Linked DNA regions of Homo sapiens: region 2 is linked to region 1. A link is a loop called in an ENCODE intact Hi-C map of the cell type or tissue named here. Cell type or tissue: Calu3. All regions are shown on one strand. Each heading gives the region's core, and the rest is flanking DNA. Links, peaks and the distances in the headings are about the cores only. Region 1 has its middle 200 kb from the start of DSC3. Region 2 has its middle 140 kb from the start of DSC3.

Region 1 (10,360 bases), core at 4,726-7,225:
AAATGGAGCGCAGCACCGGTGGGCTGGCACTGCTGGGGAACCCAGTACACCCTCCGCAGCCACTGGCCCGGGTGCTAAGTCCCTCATTACCCAGGGCCAGCAGGGCTGGCCGGCTGCTCCGAGTGCGGGGCCGCCAAGCCCACGCCCACCCGGAACTCCAGCTGGCCCACAAGCTCTGCACGCAGCCCCGGTTCCCACTCGCGCCTCTCCCTCCACACCTCCCTGCAAGCTGAGTGGGTGGGCTTCAGCCTTGGCCAGCCCAGAAAGGGGCTCCCACAGTGCAGTGGTGGGCTGAAGGGCTCCTCAAGTGCCGCCAAAGTGGGAGCCCAGGCAGAGGAGCTGCCGAGAGCGAGCGAGGGCTCTGAGGACTGCCAGCACGCTGTCACCTCTCACTATATCCTGCGACTCTCCTGAATTCCCCCAAATTTCCTGAATGGTTTATTAGTCTTAGTATTTTATGAAGTCTTTAGTTTTCTGTACATAAAGTAATGTCATCTGCAATCAGGGACAATTTTACTTCTTCTTTGATTTGGATGCCTTTTTTTTTTTCCTTTCCTGATTGCTTTGGCTAGGACTTCCAGTACTATGTTGAATCAAATTGTAGAGTGGGTTGCTGCCTTTTTCCTAATTTAGTAGAAAGCTTTCACCATTGAGTATGATGTTAGCTATGGGCTTTTAATATATGGCCTTTACTATGTTAAGGTAATTTCCTTCTATTACTACTTTATTGAATATATTTATCATGAGAGGCTGCTGAATTTTATCAAGATTTTTTGCATCTAATAAGATGATCACGTGTATTTATTTCTTTTTGTGGTTAATGTGGTATATCACATTAATTGATTTTTACATGTTGAACCACTCTTGCATCTCAGGGATAAATCTCACTTGGTCATAGTGTATGATCCTTTTGAAATGCTGTTGAATTCAGTTTGCTAATATTTTGTTGAGAATGTTTTTATCTATGTTCTAGAGGGATCTTAGTCTGTATATATATATTTTATGGTATCTGTGTCTAGCTTTGGTGTCAGGATAATACTGGCTTCATAAAATGAGTTAGAAGTGTTTCCTCCTCTTCAATTTTTGGAAGAGTTTGAGAAGAATTGGGATTTTTTTTTTCTTTTTATATTTGGTAAAATATACCAGTAAAGCCATCTAGTCCTGGACTTTTCTTGGTTGGGAGTTTGTTGATTACTGATTCAATCTCCACGCTAGTGATAGCTATGATCTGACCTTCTGTTTCTTATTGACTCAGTCTTGGTAAGTTGTGTGTTTCTAGGAATTTATTCATTTCCCTAAGTTATTCATTTTGCTCATATATAATTGCTTATAGTGATCTCTTATGAGCCTTTATATTTCTATGACATAAGTTTGAATGTCTCCTGTTTTATTTCTTACTTCATTTGAGTCTTCACTCTTTTTTCCTTAGTTTAGCTAAAGGTTTGTCAATTTTATCTTTTCAAAAAGCAAACTCATTTCAATGATTTTTTTCTATTGTTTTCTATCATCTATTTCATTTATTTCTGCTCTAATCTTTATTATATTCGTCTTTCTGTTAATTTTTGGGCTCGGTTTTTTCTTCACTTTCTTATTCCTTGAGGTGTAAAGTTAGTTTGTTTATTTGAAATTTCTCATTTATTAATGTAAGCATTTAGCTCTATTAACTTCCCTCACAGAACTGCTTTTGCTGCATCTCATAAGTTTTAGTATATTTCATTTTTGTTTTTGCTTTTCTCAAGATATTTTGAAATTTCCCTTTTGATTTCTTTTATGACCCATTGGTAATTCAAAAATGTATTGTTATATTATCCTCTAGTTTTGAATTTTCCAGTTTTTCTTCTGATATGAATTTTTAGTTTTGTTCCATTGTAATTAGAAAAGATACTTGACATGATTTCAAACTTTTAAAATTTAAGACTTTTTTTGTCTCCTAACATGTGATCTGGAGAATGTACTGTGAACACTTGAATAATGTATATTCTGTTATTGAGTTTGCCCATATATGTCTTTTAGATCCATCTGGTCTATTGTTCTATTCTAGTCCACTGGTCTTTTTGTTCATTTTCTGTCTGGTTTATATTTCCATCATTAAAAGTGGACTATTGAAGTCTCCTACTATTATTATATTGTTTATTTTCCTCTTCAGCTTTGTCAATATTTGCTTTATATATTTAGTGCTCTAATATTAGTTTAGGTATATATATTTATAATTGTTATTTCTTCCTGGTTGATCCTTTTATCACTATATAATGTCCTTCTTTGTCTCTTATGACAGTTATTACTTAAAACCTATTTTGTCTAATATAAATATAGCCACCCCATCTCTTTTTGCCATTTGTTTGGGATATCTTTTTTTGAAATTTTTGTATTTACAGCCTATGTGTCCTTAAATATAAAGTAAGTCTCCTATAGGCAGCATTTAGTTGCATCTTGGCTGTTTTTGTTTTTTTTGTTGGTTTGTTTGTTTGTTTTTCAAGCCACTCATGTCTTTTGATTGGGGATTTAATTCATTTGAATTTAATGTAATTATTGATAGAGAAGGATTTACTATTGCCATTTTAACTGTTTTTGTATCATACTTCTTTTGTTCTTGTTCTGTTGAATCTCTTTGTGTCTCATATTTCGTATTAATACACCTTGATTTTTTTCTATTTTTCCTTTGCATAAACTTTCATTGGTATTTTCTTTGTGGGTAGTGGCTCTCATAAAATATCTTATGATTATAACAGTCTATTTATAGCTGATAACAGCTTCACTCTCATACAAAAAGCTCTACATTTTTATATTCTTCTCCCGCATTATATATTATTAATAACTCACAATTTACATCTATTTGTAATGTGTACCTGTTAACAGGATTTTAAATATTATTATTTAAAATAACTTCTTTTAATGTTTATACAGTAATTAAAGTGATATTCCCAACACTATTACAGTAATACAGTATTCTGTATTCTTCTATATGCTTATCTTTGCCAGCCAAGTTTCATATTTCTTTATGCTATTGTGTTGCTATGTAATATCTTTCCACTTTGACTAGGAAGAACTCCCATTAGAATTTCTTGTAAGGCAAGCCTAGTGGTGATGAATTTCTTCAGCTATTATTTGTTGGGAAAATCTTTATTTCTTCTTCATTTGCTGGGCAAATTATTTTTGGTTGGTGCTTCTTTTTCTCTCAACACTTTGCATGTATGTTCCCATACTCTTCTGGCTTGCAATGTTTCTGCTGAAAAATCTGCAGTTTATATTATGAGGTTTCCTTTTATGTAACAAGTTGCTTTTATCTTTCTATTTTTAAAATTTCTGACTTTTGAAAATTAGATTATACTGTGTCTCAATATGAATTTCTTTGGGCTTGTTTGGCATTCCATAGGCTTCTTGGAACTGAATGTTTGTTTACTTGCCAGATTTGAGAAGTTTTCAGCCATTATATCTTTAAATAAGCTTTCTTCTCCTTACTCTCTCTCTTCTCTTTCTCGGACTTTCATAATATGTATATTTGATATGTTTTGGCTCTGTGTCCCTACCCAAATCTCATCTCAAATTATAATCCCCATGTGTCGAGAAAGGGACCTGTAATCCCCACCTGTCCAGGGAGGGAGGTGATTGGATCATGGGGGTGGTTTTCCCCATACTGTTCTCATGATATGAATGAGTTATCGTGAGATCTGATAGTTCTATAAGTGTTTGACAGTTCCTCCCTCACACACTCTTCTCTCTTACCTGTTGTCATGTAAGACATGCCTGCTTCCCGTTCTGCCATGATTGTAAGTTTCCTGAAACCTCCCCAGCCATGCAGAACAGTGAATCAATTAAACCTCTTTCCTTTATAAATTACCCAGTCTCAGGTACTTCTTTATAGCAGTGTGAAAACAGACTAATACAATATTGGTCAGCTTGATGGTGTCTTATAAGTTCCTCAAGCTATCTTCAGCCCTTTCTGTTCTTTTCTTTTTGTTCCTGTGACTGGACAATTTCTAATAACCTGTCTTCAATTTCGCTGATATTTTCTTCTGCTTGATGTAGTCTGCTGTCAAACATCTCTAGTGAATTTTTTAGTTATTATACTATTCAACTCTATAATTTCTATTAGCACTTTAAAAAATATTTTCTTTAAATTGAAATGCTCACTTCCTTGATGTATTGCTCTTCTGACCTCAGTGAGCATCTTTTTGAAAATTACTTTTGTTTTTCCATCTAATAAATTACATATTTCCATTTCATTGGGGTTGGTTTTTATAGATTTATCTTGTTCCTTTATTTAAAATATATATCCCAATTTCTTCTTTTTCTTTGACTCTCTGTGTTGGTGTCTATGCATTAAATTAAGCAGCTACCTCTCCCAATCTTCAACAACTGGCCTTATGTAGAAATTTGTATAGACTTTTACCAGTTAGCCTGGCCAGTAATTCTGGGTGTCTCTCAAACTTTGTGTTCTTCTAGGCTACATCTTTGTTCTCACATCTTTGTTCTTAGCAGTTCCCAGAAGTCTAGAGTATACCATGCACTATCATTGCCTAAAGGCATGTGAGAAGAAAACCAGTTTCTCAAGTAACAGCTGGAAAAGTTGGGGCACTAGATGTGTGGACCAATTCCTTTTATCCTCATGGAGAGGCTGAAAGATGGAGTTTATCAACTACTCGTTCTACACTAAGCCAGAGAGACGTACAGAGAGCTGTAGCAAATGCCCACACACTCATAAAAAATGTATTATCTATTGAACCATTTCTTTGCTCTCTGTAGACCACAGGGAACCAGAAAATGTTGGCCCCTGTCAATAATCAGAAACAGAAGAGTTATTATCCAGTCCTTGAAGTTGCGGCCACAAAAATTAAGGGTTGGGGAGCTTACTGTGTAGTCCAACTCTTTCCAGGGAGAAGCTGAAAGCTTGGTTTTATCACCGGAGTGGGCCAGGGAAGGAGCTGTGGGAAGCACTACAGGTCCATTTTATTTATTTGTATTTATTTATTTATTATTATACTTTAAATTCTGGGATACATGTGCAGAACATACAGGTTTGTTACATAGGTATACACGTGCCATGGTGGTTTGCAGCACCCATCAACTTGTCATCTACATTAGGTATTTTTCCTAATGCTAGCCCTCCCCTGGCCCCCAGCCCCCAACAGGCTCTGGTGTGTGATGTTCCCCTCCCTGTGTCCATGAGTTCTCTTTGTTCGACTCCCATTTATGAGTGAGAACATGCAGTGTTTGGTTTCCTGTTCCTCTGTGAGTTTGCTGAGAATAACGGTTTCCAGCTTCTTCCATGTCCCTGCAAAGAACATGAAATCATCCTTTTTATGGCTGCATAGTATTCCATGGTGTATGTGTGACCCTTTTTCTTTATCCAGTCTATCACTGATGGGCATTTGGGTTGGTTCCAAGTCTTTGCTATTGTGAACAGTCCTGCAATAAACATACATGTGCATGGTTCTTTATGGTAGAATGATTTATAATCCTTTGGGGATATACCCAGTAATGAGATTGCTGGGTCAGATGTTATTTCTGCTTCTAGATCTTTGAGGAATTGCCACACTGCCTTCCACAATGGTTGAACTAATGTACACTCCCATCACTCTCCAACATCTGTTGTTTCCTGACTTCTTAATGATCGCCATTCTAACTGGCATGAGTTGGTATCTCATTGTGGTTTTGATTTGCATTTCTCTAATGACCGGTGATGGTGAACTTTTTTTCATGTTTGTTGGCCACATGAATGTCTTCTTTTGAGAAGTGTCTGTTCATATCCTTCAACCCATTTTTGATGGGGTTATTTGATGTTTTTCTTGTAAATTTGTTTAAGTTCCTTGTACATTCTGGATGTTAGCCCTTTGTCAGATGGATAGATAGCAAAAATTTTCTCCCATTCTGTAGGTTGCCTGTTCACTCTGATGATAGTTTATTTTGCTATGCAGAAGCTCTTTAGCTCAATTAGATCCCATTTGTCAATGTTGGCTTTTGTTGCCATTGCTTTTGGTGTTTTAGTCATGAAGTCTTTGCCTATGCCTATGTCCCGAATGGTATTGCCTAGGTTTTCTTCTAGGGTTTTTATGATTTTAGGATTTTAGGTCTTACATTTAAGCCTTTATTCCATCTTGAGTTAATTTTTGTATAAGGAGTAAGGAAGGGGTCCAGTTTCAGTTTTCTGCATATGGCTAGCCAGTTTTTCCAGCACCAATTATTAAATAGGGAATCCTTTCCCCCTTGCTTGATTTGTCAGGTTTGTCAAAGATCAGATGGTTGTAGATGTGTGGTGTTATTTCTGAGGCCTCTGTTCTGTTCCATTGGTCTATATATCTATCTGTTTTGGTACCAGTACCATGCTGTTATGGTTACTGTAGCATTGTAGTATAGCTTGAAGTCAGGTAGCATGATGCCTCCAGCTTTGTTCTTTTTGCTTAGGATTGTCTGGGCTATACGAGCTCTTTTTTGGTTCCATATGAAATGTAAAGTATTTTTTTCTAATTCTGTGAAGAATGTCAGTGGTTGTTTGATGGGGATAGCATTGAATCTGTAAGTTCTTTTGGACAGTATGGCCATTTTCACAATATTGATTCTTCCTATCCATGAACATGGGATTTTTTCCATTAGTTCGTGTCCTCTCTTATTTCCTTGAGCAGTGGTTTGTAGTTCTCTTTGAAGAGGTTCTTCACATCCCTTGTAAGTTGTATTCGTAGATATTTTATTCTCTTTATAGCAATTGTGAATGGATATTCACTCAAGATTTGGCTCTCTGTCTATTATTGGTATATAGGAATGCTTCTGATTTTTGCACATTGATTTTATATCCTGAGATATTGCCGAAGTTGCTTATCAGCTTAAGGAGATTTTGGGCTGAGACAATGGGGTTTTCTAAATATACAGTCATGTCATCTACAAACAGAGACTATTTGACTTCCTCTCTTCCTATTTGAACACCCTTTATTTCTTTCTCTTTCCTGATTGCCCTGGCCAGAACTTCCAATACTATGTTGAATAGGAGTGGTGAGAGAGGGCATCCTTGTCTTGTGCCAGTTTTCAAAGGGAATGTTTCCATCTTTTGCCCATTCAGTATGATATTGGCTGTGGGTTTGTCATAAATACCTATTATTATTTTGAGATACATTCCATCAATACCTAGTTTATTGAGAGTTTTTAGCATGAAGTGCTGTTGAGTTTTAGCAAAGGCCTTTTCTCCATCTATTGAAATAATCATGTGGTTTTTGTCATTGGATTGGTTTATGTGATGGATTATGCTTATTGATTTGCAGACACTAAACCAGCCTTGCACCCCAGGGATGAAGCTGATTTGATCGTGATGGATAACCTTTCTGATGTGCTGCTGGATTCGGTTTGCCAGTATTTTATTAAAGATTTTTGCATCGATATTCTTCAGGGATATTGGCCTGAAATTTTTTATTTTTGTTGTGTTTCTGCCAGGTTTTGGTATCAGGATGATGTTGGCCTCATAAAATGAGTTAGGGAGGAGTTCCTCTTTTTCTATTGTTTAAAATAGTTTCAGAAGAAATGGTACCAAATCCTCGTTGTACCTCTGGTAAAATTCGGCTGTGAATCCATCTGGTCCTTGGCTTTTTTGGGTTGGTAGGCTATTAATTACTGCCTCAATTTCAGAACTTGTTATTGGTTTATTCAAGGATTTGACTTCTTCCTGGTTTAGTTGTGAGAGGGTGTGTCCAGGAATTTATCCCTTTCTTCTAGATTTTCTAGTTTATTTGCATAGAGGTTTTTATGGTATTCTCTGATGGTAGTTTGTATTTCTGTGGGATCAGTGGAGATACCCCCTTTATCATTTTTATTGTGTCATTTTGATCATTCTCTCTTTTCTTCTTTATTAGTCTGGCTAGCAGTCTATCTATTTTGTTAGTGTTTTCAAAAAACTGCCTACTCGATTTACTGATTTTTTTGAAGGGTTGTCGTGTCTCTATCTCCTTCAGTTCTGCTCTGATCTTAGTTACTTCTTGTCTTCTGCTAGCTTTTGGATTTGTTTGCTCTTGTTTCTCTAGTACTTTTAATTGTGATATTAGGGTATCGATTTTAGATCTTTCCTGCTTTCTCCCTTAGGCATTTATTGCTCTAAATTTCCCCGTAAACACTGCTTTAGCTGTGTCCCAGAGATTCTGGTATGTTTTTGTCTTTGTTCTCATTGTTTTCAAAGAACTTATTTATTTCTGTCTGAATTTTGTTATTTACCTAGTAGTCATTCAGGAGCAGATTGTTCAGTTTCCATGTAGCTGTGTGGTTTTGAGTGAGTTTCTTAATCCTGTGTTCTAAGTTGATTGCACCATGGTCTGAGAGACTGTTTGTTATGATTTCCATTCTTTTGCTGAAGAGTGTTTTACTTCCAATTATGTGGTTTATTTTAGAATAAATGTGATGTGGTACTGAGAAGAATGTATATTCTATTTATTTGGGGTGGAGAGTTCTGTAGATGTCTATTAGGTCTGCCTGGTCCAGAGCTGAAATCAAGTCCTGAATATCCTTGTTAATTTTCTGTCTCATTGATCTAATATTGACAGTGGGATGTTAAAATCTCCCACTATCATTGTGTGGGAGTCTAAGTCTCTTTGTAGGTCTCTAAGAACTTACATTATGAATATGGGTGCTCCTGTATTGGGTGCATATATATAATTAGGATAGTTAGCTCTTCTTGTTGTATTGATCCCTTTACCACTATGTAATACCCGTCTTTGTCTTTTCTGATCTTTGTGGGTTTAAAGTCTGTTTTATCAGAGGCTAGGAGTATTGCAACCCCTGCTTTTTTTTTTTTTTTTTTTTTTTGCTTTCCATTTGCTTGGTAAATATTACTCCACCCCTTTATTTTGAGCCTATGTGTATCTTTGTGCATGAGATGGGTCTCCTGAATACAGCACACCGATGGGTCTTGACTCTTTATCCAAATTGCCAATTTGTGTCTTTTAATTGGGGCATTTAGCTCATTTACATTTAAGGTTAATATTGTTATGTGTGAATTTGATCCTGTCGTTATGATGCTAGCTGGTTATTTTGCCCGTTAGTTGACGCAGTTTCTTCATAATGTTGACGGTCTTTACAATTTGCCATGTTTTTGCAGTGGCTGGTACCAGTTGTTCCTTTCCATGTTTAGTGCTTCCTTCAGGAGCTCTTGTAAGGCAGGCCTGGTGGTGACAAAATCTCTCAGCATCTGCTTGTCTGTAAAGGATTTTATTTCTCCTTCACTTATGAAGCTTAGTTTGGCTGGATATGAAATTCTGGGTTGAAAATTCTTTTCTTTAAGAATGTTGAATATTGGCCCCCACTGTCTTCTGGCCTGTAGGGTTTCTGCAGAGAGATCCACTTTTAGTCTGATAGGCTTCCCTTTGTGGGTAACCTGACCTTTCTCTCTAGCTGCCCTTAACATTTTTTCCTTCATTTCAGCCTTGGCAAATCTGATGATTATGTGTCTTGGGGTTGCTCTTGAGAAGTATCTTTGTGGTGTTCTCTTTATTTTCTGAATTTGAAGGTTGGCCTGTATTTCTAGGGGGAAGTTCTCCTGGATAATATCCTGAAGAGTGTTTTCCAACTTGGTTCCATTCTCCCCGTCACTTCAGGTACACCAATCAGATGTAGGTTTCATCTTTTCACATAGTCCCGTATTTTGGGGGGGTTTGTTCATTCCTTTTCACTCTTTTTTTCTCTAATCTTGTCTTCATGCTTTATACCATTAAATTGATCTTCAATCTCTGATATCTTTTCTTCTGCTTCAGTGATTCAGCCATTGATACTTGTGTATGCTTCACGAAGTTCTCGTGCTATGTTTTTCAGCTTCATCAGGTCATTTATTTTCTTCTCTAAACTGGTTATTCTAGATAGCAATTCCTCTAACCTTTTTTCAAGGTTCTTAGCTTCCTTGCATTGGGTTAGAGCATGTTCGTTTAGTTTGGAGGAGTTTGTTATTACCCACCTTCTGACGCTTACTTCTGTCAGTTTGTCAAATTCATTCTCCATTCAGTTTTGTTCCCTTACTGGCGAAGAGTTGTGATCCTTTGCAGGAGAAGTGGCATTCTGGTTTTTGGAATTTTCATCCTTTTTGCACTGTTTTTTTCCTCATCTTGGTGGATTTATTTATCTTTGGTCTTTGATCTTGGTGACCTTTAGATGGGGTTTCTGAGTGGATGTCCTTTTTGTTGATGTTGATGCTATTCCTTTCTGTATGTTACTTTTCCTTCTAACAATCAGGCCTCTCTGCTGCAGGTCTGCTGGAGTTTGCTAGAGGTCCATTCAGACCCTGTTTGCCTGGGTATCACCAGTGGAGGCTGCAGAACAGCAAAGGTTGCTGCCTGTTCCTTCCTCTGGAAGCTTCATCCCAGAGAGGCACCCACCAGATGCCAGCCAGAGCTCTCCT
Region 2 (10,360 bases), core at 3,386-5,885, 58 kb after region 1:
GTATTTTTTCATCAATGACAACTCCATTCTGGTTCCTTGAATCTTGATGTATTGTTTGTGCATCTTAAACTGGTGCCTTGTCTAACTCCTGCCCTTTCTGCAGGGCCCAATATATGACCTCTCTTTGCCATGACTAGAAACTCCTAAGAGACAGAAAGAGATTATTTGTTTCCTTCTGTTTCTTTATGATCATCCACAGTGTCTTGGCCTCTGAACGAAGTGGGCACTCAATATAAGAAGTTATTAATTGTTCCATTTGCTTAACTGGAATCGTTCATATTCTCATTCTCAGACACTACCTGAACAGTCCTACCTATGAAATCTCACTGTACAAATACTACTGGGAATGTGGCAGTGGGTGAGAGGGAGACACAGTTAAGCTGTGCAGGTGGCCAAGTGCTGCTAGGCTTGGTGTACGTCAAATCTTCTGGGAGGAAAACATTTTGGCTGCATTAATAAAATCATATTAATTATGTTTATTTACTTAGAGATGCCTGTCCAAGTCAATTTTATTACTAACAAAGAAAATTGCTTATGAAGTCATATGACAAATGTTTCCCTAAAATGAATTGAGAATATAAAATTGTATTCTTTCTTTAGCCCCATAACATACACTCATGTTGTGAAGTGTCAGACTGTGTAACAACCCATTTGCAATAATTCTGCCCATGCATAACTTAGTGTTATATTTAACAACTCTCAGTGGTTTGAAGTGCCTACTTTCCAATCACATTCATCATTCCTTGGCATCTCTAACCATATTTGGCATCATATGAACACAACAGAGGTTTACCAGTCATCAATAATAAACTAAGGACAAAGTAAAGAGCTTCTATACTATAGGGACTAAGGGATAGATCTCCCAAAGCATGGAATAAATGAAAAAATCCACAATAGACTCCAACTTAATTTGGGCTTCAGTGCTGTTTGAACTTTGGTTTGTTTCTGGAAAGAAAAAACAATGATAAAAATAAATTATGAATGACATGCAAGTTTATTAAAAATGTAATTATTGATTTAAAATATAACTCAGTTCTATCTTAGGCCAGTTAATGGATAGATACAAAGAGATGAAATAAGAAATAGTAAAACGATACATAGGTTTTTCAAAAGCATAGAGAAAAAGAAGAAATTTCGAGAAGTATAGATTTAAACAAAATGTTTCATAGAATAGTTTTATTTTGGAGCCTATAGGAAAATTCTTTCCAATGCATGTAGAACTTTTTGTATTCTTGAGATCACAGAAAAAAAGAAGCAAATTCAAATCCTTGGCACACGATCCATTGGAATAAGAAACAATTAGCCTTATTCAGGAATTGAATGATGAGAAAGCAAAGTATTTTAGCATTTTTAATAGGGCTAATTGTATTATTGAGTGATAATGGCAAACGTTAACACTTGATTAGGGCAGCAATAAGTTAATTATTAAGTTTATGGAAATATATCAATCAGGACAAGGACTAGAATGTAATTAGAGAAAGAGGATAAAATTGATTAAGAGTGAGTGAGTCAAGAGTTTCTAAAAAAAGTAAAAGCAATGAAAATCCAATTACACACATAAATAATAGTAGAAGCAAGCTTAATCAGCATTTACCTGCAAAGCTCTACAATGAAGAAAATGTTAAAAACAAACAAACAAAACAAGGATGCTTAATGGGGCAGAAATGATTCTTAAGTAGTTTTCAAAGAGTTTGTATCCTGAAGATAAGAAGCAAGAATTATCGAGAAGGCCATGCTAAAGCAATGAAAATTAGATACATTTATTGCCTTTTGTATAAAAGGTCCATTTCACTGAAACGACCACTGAATGTGTGTCCCACTTCTCCATGACTCCAGCTGGCCAATAGATGCTACCCTGGAAAGATTCTTCAAAACGGAAACTTGTATTAGGCCCTTCTTGCATGCTTTAAAGGCATACCTGAGACTGGGTAATTTATAAAGAAAAGAGGTTTAATTGGCTGATGGTTTTGGGGGCTGTACAGAAAGCATAGCACCAACATCTGCTTCTGGGGAGGCCTCAGGAAGCTTACAATGATGGTGGAAAGTGAAGGGGGAACAGGCATTTCACATAGAAGGAGTGGAAGCAAGAGAGAGAGTGTTGGGGTATGTTAGCTGGCTGAACATTCCAGAAGTGCTGAAAATAGTACGAAATAATAAGATGTCTTGAGTTCTTTACTAAATATTTCCCAAACACATTTAAACAACCAGATCTTGTGAGAACTCACTATCACGAAGACTGCACCAAGCCATGAGGGATCCTCTTCCACAGCCCAAACACTTCCCGGCAGACCCCAACTCCAGCACTGGAGATTACAATTCAACATGCGATGTGGTGGGAACATATATTCAAATGATGTCAATACTACATCAACAAAATTTCAAAGGTAGTATACTGACGTGATGGCTAGGACAGAGATGAAATGACATTAGAGGAAGTGGTAAGAAAACAGGTCCATGAGAATCAGAGAGATTACAGACACAAGACATAAATTCAAGAAATGCACACATTCTTATCTCACAGCTGCTGTTTACCTCCACTCACTTTTCTTTCTCCGCACTGAGCAACTTGGTTGACGAGAAAACTAAAAATGTAGAAGACATTTAAGTGGCAATTTGGGCTGAACTGACTTAAAGAATTTTGCGTACCCTGTGACCTCTTTATTAATTTATAAGTGCATGTATTCTATTGTGCTGTCTAGAGAGAATCTTTGACTTAAAAGTACGATTTTATTTTTTTAAATATTTATATATTTGGATAGTACTATTGAAGATTTCTTGATGCATATATTGTGTAGTGGTGAGGTCTGGGCTTTTAGTGTGCCCATTACCCAAATGGTGAATATTGTTTCCAATAGGTAATTTTTCAACCCTCACCCCACTCCCACCCTCCCACCTCTTAGAGTCTCCAATATCTATTATTCTATTCAGCATGTCCATGTGTATCCACTGTTTAGATCCCACTTAGGAGTGAGAAGATGTGGTATTTGACTTTCTGTTTCTCAGTTATTTCACTTAGGAGAATAGCACCCGGTTCTATCCATGTTGTTGCAAAATACATGATTTCATTATTTTTTATGGCTGAAGAGTATTCCATGGTTTGTGTATATATCTCTATATCTAAGCGTCCATCACTAAAGGATTGGATAAAGATATGTATACACCACATTTTCTTTATCCAGTCCTCCACTGATGGACACTTAGGTTGATTCCTTATCTTTGTTACTGACACTTAGGTTGATCCCATATCTTTGCTATTGCGAATAATGCTGTGAGAAACATATAAATGCAGGTATTTTTTTGATAGTAATTTATTTCCCTTTCAGTATATGCCCAGTAGTGAAATTGCTGGATCAAATTTTAAACATCAATAAGGTTGATCGTCAAATAATATTATGCTTATACAGAGTCTTCAGAGTCTAGTCCAACAGTTAACAATCAAACATATTTAATCCAATTATTTTAAAATCTAATTATAATCATTAATTGTAATAAAAAATGTAAAGATTAAAATGAGCAAAAAAAGAAAATGTGTTTCTATCAATGTTGGGATTGTATTAAAAACCAGAAAAGAAAAGAAAACGGTGCTAATGTCATTTTAAGCTTTTCGTTCAAAATCAATCATCTCTGTATGTAAATCCAACCATTACATCTCTCTGTTAGCCAGCTGAACACTCCAAAAGTGCTGAAAATATTAAGAAATGATAAGACATGTCTTTTTTTCTAAATATTTTCCAAAGTTCTCTATTGTACTTCATTATGTGCATCTATGGTGATAATGATGACTTTGTTACCATTGATGCATATTTTATAATTTTACTTATAAAAGTGTAGTAATTTTCTACAATATGCTCATTTAAAATATGCTAGCATATGACACTGACAATACATACAATCAGTTCAAATATCACCACATACTTTCATTTGCCCAAGATGGGTTTAACATTCTCCTCAAATTGACTAAACTTTAGACAGGCTTCTTCCTGGCTCTCAACTCCTGGCTTCCTGTATCTTACAGCATTTACTTAAGAAAATTTGCAATTATAAGTTTGTCTCTGTTCCTTTGAGCAGTAAATCTTCTATTAGTTTTACAACTCAGGAAATGTCTTTCTCAAGGACCTGGGCACCTTTCCTTTGAAATGTAATCATCGAGAAAGACAGTCCCCTATCTCTCAGTCTGTATGGGATAAATGACAATTAGCTATTCCATAACTGACAATTATCAAACACAGACGTCACAATCACATTGACCAACCTTCTCCCTAATGTCCACCAGTACTTTTCCACTAGCTCACCCCAATGCCTAAAAAACATCCCACTTTGTGTTTCAGTGAACATTAGTTCAATCTCTCTCTTCATTGCAAGAGTCTTCAGTAAAGAGTTTCTTGCCTCTACCTTGTATTTGTGCAACTTTTCTTTGACATATTACACTCAGTATCATTTCAATAGTGAGAAACAGCACATTCTCTAAAGAAGTTATGTTTTTTTTATTTTTGTGTGTGTTTTTTTGTTTTTGTTTGTTTGTTTGAGATGGAGTCTCACTCTGTCACCCAGGCTGGAGTGCAGTGGCACAGTCTCGGCTCACTGCAACCTCTGCCTCCTGGGTTCGAGCGATTCTCCTGCCTCAGCCTCCCTGGTAGCTGGGATTACAGGCATGAGCCACCACGCATGGCTAAGAAGTGATGTTTTAACAGAATTTTTTAAGAGTTACATATTATGTGCCAATTTTTATGATTATGATGAAAGATGACAGAAAAAAACATGGAAGCAAGACTGTATGATTCATAGAGAAGGCTCTTGATGTGCTCATTCTCACACCTAGACCTGGCCTGCACTGTATGGCCAGCTCATATGCTTGTCCCTGAGGTTAGCATCTGACTATGCCTCTGTGTACACCAAAGCTCACATGTTACCTGCTGGCAGAATCCAACTATGAGTCATTTTGGTTTAGACTGCATGTGAATCTGAATGCCACAGAGTTCATTACCCACATTTCTTACACATACTCAGCTTCATTTGTTTACATTATCTTTCTGACTTCATTTAAAATCTTAAACTCTTTAATATATGGCATCTTTAAAATTGAGTTGGAGCCTTTTAGTGAAAGAATCAGTTTTCCTAAAATAGAAATAACTTTAATATTCAATAGCTTCAGGTTTATACGCTCCATTTTTTTTCAAAATGTAGAATTTTGAGGGTTTTTTTACTTATCAAAGTAACTTCAGAAGTTTTGTTTAAGGTAGTAGAGTGAGCACATGTGTTATTACCAATCATACCAAAACTTTATTGACATGGAACTTAGAAATTACATAAAAGGATAAATAAAACAGCACTGAAAACCACAAGGGGAATGGGAAGAGGGATTCGCAGATTACAGATTTTGGAAAGTTTTTAGAAAAATAGGTAAATTGTATTAAAAAGCAAAATGGAGAGGAAGAGCTGAAATTTAGAACATTTCCTATAGATGGCTGCAAAATATACAAGATAACTTCTTGCTGGCTGCGTCATGGAAAATATCTAAGCTTATAGTTACCAAAAAACAAAATAGTTGTGGTAATTACTTTCTATCACCTTTCAAATACTCAAAGTAGTAGGTACCAGAAGTATCTCTCTTAAGATATGTCTATATCTCAAGAAATTGAACAATACACATAAGGCTTCTGGTGAAAGATGGTTAACAATGGTAAATTGAGCACACATATTTCATTCCAGAACCCCCAAAACAAAAACAATACCTCTAACACTGACTGCCATACTTTCTTTAGCTAGTGTCTTTTTAATGAATATTCAGACTGTTTTGAACTATTTCATATTTGATACAATTTTTTAGAGAATATCATTGTATATACTTATGATTGTTCTTTGAGATTAAATTGACAAATCCAAAATATTACATTAAAAATTTTATTGAAAACATTTTCATACTTAGATTAATTTGGAAAGTGCTTATATATTTATAAATAGGGGGTTTTGAAGTGGGGATTATCATTTATATACTGATCTGTAAGAGCTCCAGTCCCTAAAATTAAAATGTGTTGATGATGGTGGAGCAAGGAAGGCCTTTGCTCTCTGTATGTGTTATACACCAATTGTTTGAGTGGGAAACAGAACAAAGCTGTATAGATAGGGGGAAATAACGGCACAGTAGACCATAATTAACTACTGAATGCCTGCAATAAAATTAAAATTATGAGATTCATATATCTGCTGCCCAATAATATATCTGAGTATATAATCTCCCCATTCCTAAGGTAGAGAGAAGACAAAAGTGTGGGAAAGAGAAACCAGCTTCTTATTTAACAAATACTGAATCAGAAGTGAACTTTACCTTAAACAAAAGTAAATGGAGAAAAAGAAACACAAAACCAATAAGATGTGTTTTTAAATTCTCCATTTATAAAAAGGGAAAACAATCTAGGAAAATCAAGAAAAGAATTTCCATTTGAATCGTATTTATTCCAGGATCCAAAGACAATGGCAGAAAACTGGTAACCATAAATTGTAAATTATAGCTTCTCTGAGAAGGCAACAAGAAGAAAAGGAATATTGACAGAATGAGAAGAAAATGAGGCGAATGAAATAAGAAAGGAATACAAATAAAAGAATTAAAAGTACTTTAGAGGTTGAAAAGTTCAGAGGATATGAAGTCCCATGTTCGGAACTCAATAAATATGTGTTAAATAAATCAATCAATAAAAAATATATCTGTGAGTGGTACCTGTGTGCCTTCTTGAAATACAAAAATGAGCAGATAAAGATAATGGGAGAGAAGGTGATAGGCAGGTAGACTAAAGAATGGAAATTCTATTTACTTGCTGGTAAATTTCCTTAAGAAGAGACTAAAACAAATGACATGGAAGAAATATTCAAAGCCATTTTTTAAAAAAGACATTTCCTAAAGAAAAGAGACCTGCATGTGATTATTTTAAAAATTCAGCAAGTTCAAAGCAAAAAAAGTATGCAAGGAAACTTAGTTTTACACATTGTTAAAATGTAACAATAGCAACAGTAAGTTCTTTCCATCAGCCAGACAGATGAGGGGAAAAAATGCAACAAACAAGTTATTCGCACACAAAAAAATAGAAAGTGGCATTGAAAAAGAATGTTGATAAAATAAATCTTCATAAATAAAATAAAACTGAAACCTCAGATATACACACTGTCAGGAGAAGAGCCAATAAATCGAAAAAGTAAATGTTTTACAAATTAATGTGGTTGAAACTTAAAAACTGATATTAAATAATATAAAGGGGAGATCATTTTTACATAGCTCAGAAAAGCACAATGAATATAATTTTGTTTAATCAAATATGCATTTGATAAATATATTTTTAAATATAAAAATTAATAGACATAAAAATGAGGATAATTGTTAACACTGAAGAGAGGATAGTGTGAAGAGTGGGATATATCATAAGAGAAGTGTACATAGGCATTGTAAGTCAGCGGTCCCCAGCATTTTTGACACCAGGGACTGATTTCCTGGAAGACAATTTTTCCACGGACTGGGGTAGAGCGGGGATGGTTTCGGGATGAAGCTGTCCCACCTCAGATCATCAGGCATTAGTTAGATTCTCATAAGGAGCTGCAACCTAGATCCCTCACTTGCAGTTCACAACAGGGTTCACACTCCTATGAGAATCGAATGCCTCTGCTGATCTGACAGGAGGTGGAGCTTTATAATTCACATATAAATTACATATATCTGTATGTCCCACATATAATATTTTTAAAAATAAAAAGAAGAAACTTCCACTTCAAATAAGATGAGTAAATAAGGACTGGCTTTACCCTTCCATCTAATCTAAACTACTGAAAAACCAAATAAAATGCAAATAGTAATGATTTTAAGGATACGGAATTAGACAAAAATAACAGGTAGTTTCTAAGATATGGAAAACAAATGAGGTAATTCTTATGATCGCTCTAGCTTACAACCTTAAGAAAGTTTTCTGGCTGTGGTACAGAAAGGAGAACACAGATCCACAATGAAAAAGGACGGTTAGAGCTTTCAGGGCAGGATACTGGAGGAGAGAAAATTGCACAGAATATGATATGCAGAGAGTTTACCTTGGGATTCTGCAGAGTAATAATGATCAGTGCATCTGTGTGAGGAAATGAACCACGGCCAGGAAGAGAACTACCTAAAAGGATTAGGGGAAACAGTAGTCAGGAACTATACAGGGCAAGCAAGCATGTCCTATTACCAAAAGCCAGACGGGGAAACTTCCTACATCATGGGAAACTGGGTATAATGTTCAGACAAGTCTTGCCTTAGTGGTGGAGAATAATTAGCTCTAGACTAATGGCTGCTCTGGTCCTACATAACCAACCTTAAAAGCACACCTGATGAAACTGTTTCCAAGTAACATAGCCGTATCCCAGAATAAAGCTCAAAAATGTTTATAGGAATACAAAAAGATCAAGCACCCAACAAGGTAAAACTCACAATGTCTGGCATCCAACACAACACTAGCAGACATTCAAAGAAGCTTTAAAAGATGATGCATAACAAGGAAAAAGACCAGTCAAAACCAACACAAAACCTACACAGGTGTTAAAATGATCAGACAGGGATATTGAAACAATTGTTATGAGTGAATTCAGTATGCGCAGAAAAGCTACAGAAAGATTAAACATGTTGCATAGAGACATGGACAGTATAAAATGACACCAAAATCAAAAGTCTAGTGGTAAAAAGTATATCGTCTAAGATTTTTTAAATAAACACTAAATGAAATTAATGACAGACAAAACACCGCAAAAGAAAAGATTAGCAAACTTGAAGAAATAGCCATAAAAATGATCCAAAATGACACGCAGAGGGAAAAATGTCTGAAAAAAAATAAAGCATCAGTGAACTACAGGAAAACTTCAAGCTGTCTAATAGGCAGGTGATTGAAGTCCTCAGTGGAGAGCAGTAGGGAATATTATATATATATATGTTATGTTATATATGTGTGTTATATATGTATATGTGTATATATGAGACACATATATAACATAACATATATATATATATATGGAAAAGTCCAGACGCCTATTGTTTTATTGGTAGCCTCTACCAAACCTTTAAGGAAAAAATGACAATATGCTATGCAAACTCAGCGGCAATATTGCAAAGGGAAGACTCAACTCATTCTATAAGGCCAGTGTTACCTTGATACCAAAATTGGACAAAGACATTCCCAAAACAAACAAACAAAAACTACAACGTAATTTCTCTTATGAACATATATGGAAAAATTCTAAATCAAATACAATATATAAAAGTAGTAGCACATTACGATCAAGCTCAATTTACTTCAGGAATGTAAGATTGGCTTAACATTAGGAAATCAAGCCATGTAATTCGCCATGTTAACAAGCTAAAGAAAAATACATATGATCATCTCAGCAGTCACAGAATAAGCATCTGACAAAATTCAACATCAATTCCTAATTTTAAAAAACTCTTTCAGCACACTGGAAATAGAAGGGAGAAATTTCAACTTAAAAAGGGGCATCTACAGCTATCAGACATAATTGTGAAAGACTGAATGTTCTCGTGCTATGGCAAGGAATAAGGTAAGAATATATTTTCTCACTAACTCTGTTTAACATGCTGGAGATTCTAGCTAGTGGTCTCAGGGAATAAAAAGAAGTAAACATCACCCAGATTAGAAAGGCAGAAATAATCTTTGAAATTCCCAGATGACATAGTTATCTGGTAAAATATATGATGTAATCTACTAAAAATCTGCTATGACTAATAGTGAGTTTAGTAAGATGAAAGAAGGGTAAAAGAAGATGTAAAATGAGTTGTATAGTTCAATACTACTAATAAACAACTGGAAGTTGAAATTAAAAAGTCATACCACTTACAAAACCATGAAATATATGTAATACTTTAGTACAGATCTGACAAAATATGTGCAAGAACTGTAGGCTAAAAACACAAAATATTAAGAAAAATTAAAAATGCAAATAAATCAAGGCATATATGTGTATCAATGTGAAGACTATATTGTTAGATTATCTATTCTTCCCAAATTGATATATAAATTCAACAAACTCTCAGTTAAAATCTCAGCACACCTACAACCATCTGATCTTCATCAAAGTTGACAAAAAAAGCAATGGGGAAAGAACTCCTTATTCAATAAATGGTGCTGGATAACTAGTTAGCCATATGCAAAAGACTAAACCTGGACCTCTTACTTATACCATATACAAAAATCAACTCAAAATGGATTAAAGACTTAAAACCCCAAACTATGGTGGGACTGTAAACTAGTTCAACCATTGTGGAAGTCAGTGTGGCGATTCCTCAGGGATCTAGAACTAGAAATACCATTTGACCCAGCCATCCCATTACTGGGTA

Evidence for each region. Peaks named below come from ENCODE experiments on the same cell type or tissue, not always from the same donor. Only the 100,000 strongest peaks of a DNase experiment are listed, where the experiment ranks them.
Region 2: it touches region 1 in a loop (4-fold over the local background); 2 of 110 quality-filtered maps call a loop at or near these places.

The regions. Positions count from the first base shown.
Region 1 is chr18:30,839,331-30,849,690 of GRCh38, forward strand. No RefSeq gene overlaps it. Among named protein-coding and RNA genes, the nearest start is that of DSC3, 200 kb to the right of the region's middle. In Calu3, for the core only: no CTCF peak of the experiment used is centred there; no DNase peak of the experiment used is centred there.
Region 2 is chr18:30,898,883-30,909,242 of GRCh38, forward strand. No RefSeq gene overlaps it. Among named protein-coding and RNA genes, the nearest start is that of DSC3, 140 kb to the right of the region's middle. In Calu3, for the core only: no CTCF peak of the experiment used is centred there; a DNase peak (open chromatin) is centred at 4,869.